Regions from separate parts of the Homo sapiens genome. Here region 1 is linked to region 2. A link is an interaction called in ENCODE POLR2A ChIA-PET data of the cell type or tissue named here. Cell type or tissue: K562. All regions are shown on one strand.

What was found. Peaks named below come from ENCODE experiments on the same cell type or tissue, not always from the same donor. Only the 100,000 strongest peaks of a DNase experiment are listed, where the experiment ranks them.
Region 1: POLR2A ChIA-PET joins it to region 2 with 7 read pairs; 12 of 35 experiments call an interaction of 5 or more read pairs at or near these places.

What each region holds. Positions count from the first base shown.
Region 1 is chr20:49,704,450-49,708,449 of GRCh38, reverse strand. All of the region lies in intron 1 of B4GALT5 (beta-1,4-galactosyltransferase 5), which reads left to right. Among named protein-coding and RNA genes, the nearest start is that of B4GALT5, 7.4 kb to the left of the region's middle. In K562, no CTCF peak of the experiment used is centred here; DNase peaks (open chromatin) are centred at 1,409 and 1,719.
Region 2 is chr20:49,837,433-49,841,432 of GRCh38, reverse strand. It overlaps SLC9A8 (solute carrier family 9 member A8), which reads right to left. Exons shown (of 16, transcript NM_015266.3): 4 at 1,834-1,892. Among named protein-coding and RNA genes, the nearest start is that of MIR12122, 24 kb to the left of the region's middle. In K562, no CTCF peak of the experiment used is centred here; no DNase peak of the experiment used is centred here.

The DNA of each region.
Region 1 (4,000 bases), 130 kb after region 2:
AATGATCTGATACTTTCAAAAAATCCCAAAGCCCTTTGAAAAACTAGAACTGCATCTTAGTCAATCTTTTAGAGAATTTTTAAGAAATCATACCTCAATAAAGCTAGTGAGATGCTTTCATATATAGAATGTTGATAATTCATTTACATTCTACATAAACATTGGTCCTAAGATTTTAATTTATTTTTATCTTACTATTTTTTGAGATGAAGTCTCTCGCTCTGTCACCCAGGCTGGAGTGCAGTGGTATGATCTTGGCTCACTGCAACCTCTGCCTCCTGGGTTCAAGTGATCCTCCTGCCTCAGCTTCCCAAGTAGCTGGGATTACAGGCGCCTGCCACCATGCCCAGCTATTTTTTTTTTTTTTTTTGTATTTTTAGTAGAGACGGGGTTTTACCATGTTGGCCAGGCAGGCTGGTCTCAAACTTCTGACCTCAGATGATACGCCCACCAAAGCCTCCCAAAGTGCTGGGATTAGAGGTGTGAGCCACCGTGCCCGGCCATTCCTAAGATTTTAGACAAAAAAAAAAAAAAAAGGCTGGGCAAGGTGGCTCATGCCTTTAATCCCGGCACTCTGGGAAGCCAAGATGGGCGGATTCCTTGTGTCCAGGAGTTCAAGACGATCCTGGGCAACATAGTGAAACCTCGTCTCTACTAAAAATACAAAAAAATTAGTTGGATGTGGTGCCTGCCTGTAATCCCAGCTACTCGGGAGGCTGAGGTCAGAAGATCACCTGAGCCTGGGAGGTCGAGGCTGCAATGAGCCATGATTGAACCACTGCACTCTGTCTGGGTACCCAGAGTGAGACCCTGTCTCCAAACAACGATTTTAGAGAAGATACATGTTTTATATAATCAAATACAACTTTTCCTAATAACCACATGAAAATTTCAGATTTTCCCCATTCAAGTGTAGTCTGAAAATAGCCTTTTTTTTTTCTTGACATGAAAAAGCCCTCTGAATCCCTCAGCACACTCAGTTTCTGAGCTTTCTAGAATGAAATACATATGGGGAAATATGGGTTACTTCACTTCAGAGAATTAAAGAGCCTTATCCCGTGAAGGACACCTTTTTTTTTTGCTCCAAATCCACATGCACTCTTGCGCACATATTTGAGTATAGTGTTGTCCCTTCTTCTTAGGAGGAAGCCGTGTTTGGAGAACAGGTTGATGTTACAAAAGTAAACAGCACCACTTTTGACCAGGACTTTGGTGATGTTTTATGTTCTCTTTGTGGAGTTTTTGCTATATTGGAAGCCAGGTCTTGGGTTTGGAGTTGAAATTTTCTTTAGTAGAAAGAAAGTGGTTGGTTTTGGATAGTCTCAGCCATTCAAACAGTATTAATTACTGTTCCAGGATACCTAGCCGGCAGATGATTCTGTTCCAGCATCAACTCCCCCCGCCCCAGCTGAACAGGCCAGTGGGAGCCTTGTATAATAATCACCAGGAAGGAGGGGCTCTGTGTTGCCATGCCTCTTTAGAGCTCTCTGAGAGAGCAGAAATTCCAAAGCAGCAGAAGGCCAGAATACAATTGACTTCTTGCTTCCCTAAATTTTGCTGCTTTTTAGATCTTGGAAGTATGTTCGGCACATCTAATCACATAAGGCAAAGAAAAACCTTAGCACGTAAGAAGTGAGCAATGTAATGCTGCTGAGGCCTGTCAGAGAAATAGAGAAAAAGGGAGGTTACCACTGGCTAAGACAAACAGATAATCGTAAGCAAGCAGGTTGGGTGTGGGCTGAAGAGAAGAGGCAGGCCTATGTGCACTGTGGGGAAAAGGGCAGTTGTTCTTCACTTTCTAGTAGCCAATAAAGGTATGCTTGCCTTTGCACACGAGTTATGTTTTGTAGAAAATTGTGAGGAAAAATTAATGGGATTTTAAGATCCACTTAAAATCCTGGAGCTACCCAGGTACCCAGCATTTGAGTGTCATGTTATCAGTTATGGGAGATCTTTGAATTCTAAACTTTTGACTACATCTGTCAATTTATAGATGATCATATAAGTCAAGTTGAGTCATTAACTTGCCCAAAGTTGAGAATTATTAAGATATTCCTGAAGCACATACAATGTGGTTGAAAAGAGATCTGGGTTCAGATCAGCTTGGAGTGGGCAGATTCATTTTGTTTTCAAATAGAGGATACTACCTTTCTCAGGCTACTTGTCAGAATTAAGTAGAATATGCACATAAAAGGGCTTAGCACAGAGCTTGACACAAAGGTCCTTATGTTTATGATTTTTTTTTTTTTTTTGAGATGGAGTTTCGCTCTCTTGTTGCCCAGACTGGAGTTCTATGGTGCGATCTTGGCTCACTGCAACCTCCGCCTCCTGGGTTCAAGTGATTCTCAATCTGCTTCACCCTCCTGAGTAGCTGGGATTACAGGCACCTGCAACCATGCCCAGCTAATTTTTTTTTTTTTTTTTGTATTTTTAGTAGAGATGGGGTTTCACCATGTTAGCCAGGCTGGTCTCTAACTCCAGACCTCAGGTGATCCGTCCTCCTTGGCCTTCCAAAGTGCTGGGATTACAGGTGTGAGCCACTGCACCCGGCCTTATGATTCTTATTTATAACCATAGGAGGTGCCCTCTTGGTCTCATGCTCATATTAAACTGAGATTAGGTTTGGGCTCCTGTCTGACTTTACCAATAACTAGGTATGAATTTTTTTTCCTGTTTTCTGTGAACTGAGGAGACTGGACTATTGTGCAGATTCTAGGGTCCCTTTCAGATCTGAAGTTTCATGATTCTGAGCATGTGTGAATTGAACCTTTGAAGTAAAGAAGGAATCATTTTGTCAAGTAAAGACACTGTCTTTTAAAGTTCTGATTTCCCGTTGACTTCATCTCCTCCCCAGACTGCTGCGGTGAGAATGGTGACATGCTTGTGTGTAATCTTCAGACTTTATAGTTTCAGTCTTTGGGGTGAATGGCAAGGTCCCCACTGTGCAGTGCCATTGCTTTCGGACATTAGCCTGGGAACTCCAGACTTCGTGTCTCTACATGGAAATCTGTCTTTGAAATCATTGTCACTAAGGAAGGGAGGGAAAATTGTGCTGTCTTGGTCAAAGGAAAGAAAATCAGAAAGAATTTTTGGAAATATCTTTGGGATGTTAAGACCATTTTTTCCTTTTTTTGGACCATTTTTTTTGTCCTGTGGGCTAATCCTTTTACATTTTGATCTGCTAAGCCAGTCCTTTCCTCTGGCTTCACACTTCAGCTTTTAAGTGTGAAATAGAGCCCCAGACTCATTACCTCAATCCTCTAGGTAGTTGGATGTTAAATGAAAATGAATATTGCATTTGGATTCAGTAATTCTTTTTATATGGTGCCTTTTATACTGAGGAGCATTCCAGCTCCTGCTGGTTGCATGAATTCAGTGTTTTCCCAAGCATGGGAATCACATTAAATAATTTAGAGTGCTGCCCCTTCTCTACTTCCTCTTTTTTTTTTCTCCTTTTGTTAGTTTGAGTAAGCAATTATTAGACCCTGGGTATTGTTCCTCTGCCTTTGCAGGTGACGGAGCTACCCAGGTACTTTGCAGCAATCAGAAGCGAACCTGTTCATTGTTTCTGAGGCACCTTCATTACTGTCATCAATTATGAACAGTTCTCTTAGGTGGTTAGTAGCCTAATTATAAAGATGAAAAATATTGTGGAGTATTGGGTACCGGAAAGAGTAGGTTGTAAGACAGCAATGTTGTGGTTTTTTTTTGTTTTTTTTTGTTTTTTTTTTGAGACAGAGTCTTGCTCTGTCGCCCAGGCTGGAGTGCAGTGGCGGGATCTCGGCTCACTGCAAGCTCCGCCTCCCGGGTTCACGCCATTCTCCTGCCTCAGCCTCCCAAGTAGCTGGGACTACAGGCGCCCGCCACTACGCCCGGCTAATTTTTTGTATTTTTAGTAGAGACGGGGTTTCACCGTTTTAGCCGGGATGGTCTCGATCTCCTGACCTCGTGATCCGCCCACCTCGGCCTCCCAAAGTGCTGGGATTACAGGCGTGAGCCA
Region 2 (4,000 bases):
CTGACTTCCCACTGCTCCCTGCACATCTGGTTTCCAGGCAGGAATCCTACTTCTCACTCTGACTCTCCACAAATGCAGTCTCCTCCAGGAAGCCTGCCCCAACTTTTTTTTTTTTTTTTTTAGAGACAGGGTCTTGCTCTGTTGCCCAGGCTGGACTGCAGTGGTGCAATTATAACTCACTGCAGCCTCAAGCGATCCTCCTGGGCTCAAGCGATCCTCCTGCCTCAGCCTCCCAAGTAGCTGGGACTACAGGTGCGTGCCACCACGTCCAGCTACTTTTTCGTATTTTTAGAAGAGATGAGGTTTCACCATGTTGGCCAGGCTGGTCTCAAACTCCTGACCTCAGATGATCCACGTGACTCAGCCTCTCAAAATTCTGGGATTACAGGCATGAGCCACCGCACCCGCCCAAAATCTAACAATTTTTAATTGTTTTAAAGTCAATTCAAATTTTGATCTTTTTTTTTTTTTGTATTTTTTTAGAGACGGAGTTTCACCATGTTGCCCAGGCTGGTCTCGAGCTCCTGAGCTCAGGTGATCCACCCACCTTGGCCTCTCAAAATGCTGGGATTACAGGCATGAGCCGCCAACGCCCAGCCTTGATCAAATGATTTTTAAATCAGATCAAACAAAATGGGTTAGTGGGCAAAATCTACACATCAGGCTATATCCAGCCTAGGAGTAGAAAAAGGCTCTTCAGTCATGACCCACTCTTGGGTGGTTAAATGTAACCAAGTAGCAGGAAGGCAGAGATCCCACATGCAATGCGCTCCAGTGGGGCCTCCCCAGCAGAAGTGTGTCTTATCACTCTCCAGAGCTCAATATACATTTTCAAAATTTATTTAATATATAAAATATTTCATTACTACTATTTATAACAGCTTCAAATTGTGTTTTACGTTAGTCTATAAGGTTTGTCTTGCTAATTTTACACTCTACAGTTTCACAGGTCAATTAATCCTAGCACCTAGGAGCTTCATCAAAGTAGGAAGGGCTTAAATGTGATCAATTTTAGCCATATAATTCTTTATATTTTGAAATGAATCTTATTTCCCTCCACAAAATCAATTTTGTAGCATACTTGTTAATCTCGCCCTACTCAACATGGATGCTCAAGTTTATGTTGAAATTCCAGTTTCAATGAGTACTTGCACCCCAGGATGATGTTCATATTCTAATAACCTCTTTAACACAAGGGTATATATATCAGCAAACTGAGGACGGGGTGGTATGGTGGAGAAAACACTGCATATTCAGGCCAGAGGGTTTGGACACAAGACTCCACTCGGCCACTTTCTTTCTAGCTCTGTGACACTGAATACATCCCAATCTCCCTGAGTGTCACTTTTTTCATCTGTAAAAACGAGGTGATGATATTACAATACCCAGACAATCCACCTCACATGACTGTCATGAGAATAACATGAGCTACAATATATAAAGTACTGTGTCTCACAGTACTGGACAAGTATGTTTTATTATCCTCAGTTGTCAAAATGGAATTGGGAGCAATAAACAGTATTTAATGTTTAATGCTAATTAGAGAATTTTCCTGCCTAAAAAAGTAGGTTAGTCTAGGATTACAAAAATGCAAGTATAATAACAAAAAAAAATGACATTGGCGCCCATGTTCACTTGAAACAGCATGAGACTTATGCTTTTGCAAAAACTCAGATGTAAAGGCATCAACCTGTATCTAATAAAAAAATTAAAAAGTAATGGGATATATAACATAATAATATAAATAACTCCACTGATAGCCAAGTAATTACAAAAAAGCCAGCATAATGATCAATGTTACTAAAATTAAGAACAACCAAAGGGCAAACCTACCTTCCAATTCGCCAGTTTTTTAAACTCTATAATTTTTATAACTGCTCCCATGAGAATACCTACAAGAGAAAATGTAAACTTTAACATAAATTTAAGATATGAGAAAGATTACTCAAATTTAAGACATGACACAGCCTCAGGAGGTCCTGACGACATGTGCCCAAGGTGGTTGGGGCACAGCTTCGTTTTGTACATTTTAGGGAGACGTGAGACATCTATCACATGAATTTCTCACTCACATCTCAGGCAAACACACTAAAATGAAATACAAAAGTCAGGCTGTGGGGGAGGAAAAGTATTTTAAAGCAAGACCCAAGGACACTCTGCCTGGTGAAGATTTACCGCCTATCATTTTTACCATATCCACCCATTTTCAATGTGAAATGCAGAGTTTACAAGCTAAGTTTGCCGTGTACTGTTTATTTCCATCATTTTCAAAAAAGAATCCATGATCACTTTCTCAGACTCAAATAGCAGTTCCATGTTGAATATTTAGCTAGAAAAACACAAATGCTGAAAATAACCTAAAGTAAAAGTTCTGTGAAATTCCTGGAAGAAAACAGACCATCTAAGTTCAGGCATGTTTCCATAAAGCTGACAGGCTCATCACTCTTATAAAGTGGCCACCAAAAATAATTCTCAAAGAAGCAGCATGGGCACAATTTATGATTGCTCTGTTACTCCCTAGATAAACGACTCTTAACCCTCTGTTGGTTCACCAGAATCACCATGGGAACTTTTTATAAAATAAAGACGCCCAAGTAGAACTCCAGACCTACTCATTGTAGGGTAGGAGTTCACAGTCTCGGTAGGAGGTGACACAATCACAATCTCGGGTAGGAGGTGACACAAAGCAAGCCTGCAGGCCATTCCATGGATGCTTCAAAACGAAGACTTCACTTTCCCATGGAGGAAGGAGCTTTCGCCATCAACGAGAAGATGGAAGCACAGCTTACTGGGTGGGCAGGAGACAATACCAGAACACAGAAGCTGAGCAGGAAAAGGACGTGCACTAAAACTACCTCAGGGTGGGTAGTTTCAGGTGAAGAGGGGAGATAAGTTCATTTTCACTTTATAAACCTCCATGCTATTTGAATTGTTATATAGTATTAAAAAATAATAAAACTATTTTGAAAAAGAGGAAGGACCCAAGACAAAATAAAGCTGAGCTATAAAAGGAGTCAATGAATACACATTCCCTTGCCAGAGGGCATGGAGCATGGATTTGAACCCATCTCCTGCTACAGTTCCCCAACAGCTCCCATGTTCTTATTTTTTCAGGTTGTAATTACATTTTAAGGAGCTTTTACATGTTTTATTGGCCAAATAGTATGCGGATACTATGTAAAATGTCATAAATAAGACAAAAGCCCCTTTAGATCATACCCCACTTCCACCCCCATCTTCGTTCTCTCTCTTCCTAGCCCAAGGTAACCAACTATCTTGGAAAGTTTGGGAAATATTATATCAGGCCCTTCTCTATCCTCTTACATATATTTAACTCAACAGTACCAGGGTGTGAGTGTTTGTGTGTGTGTGTGTAAGTGTATGCATGGCACACCTGAGTGTATTTATTTATATAAAATTTATGGTAGTATAATGTATCATCCTACTACTTGCTATTTTGTTCAACATTAAGTCTTAGAGATCTAGTCAGGGATTATTATGTATAGATTTGCTTCATTCCTTTTAACAGCTGGGCAGGATAGTATAAAAATGCCACACAGAACCGACCAGGCGTGGTGGCTCATGCCTGTAATCCCAGCACGTTAGGAGGCTGAAGCGGGCAGATGACCTGAGGTCAGGAGTTCGAGACCAGCCTGGCCAACACAGTGAAATACAGTCTCTACTAAAAAAATACAAAAATTAGCCGGGCATGGCGGGCGCCTCTAATCCTAGCTATTCAGGAGGCTGAGGCAGGAGAATCACTTGAACCCAGGAGGCAGAGGTTGCAGTGAGCTGAGATCATGCCACTGCACTCCAGCCTGGTGGACAGAGTGAGACTCCAACTCAAAATATTATATAAAATAAAATGAAAATAAAAATAATAAAAAAAATTGAATAGATATTTTGGAAAAGAAGATATACAAATGGCTGAGAAACACATGAAAAGATGTTCAACATCATAAATCATTAGGGAAATGCAAATAAAAACTACAATGAGATA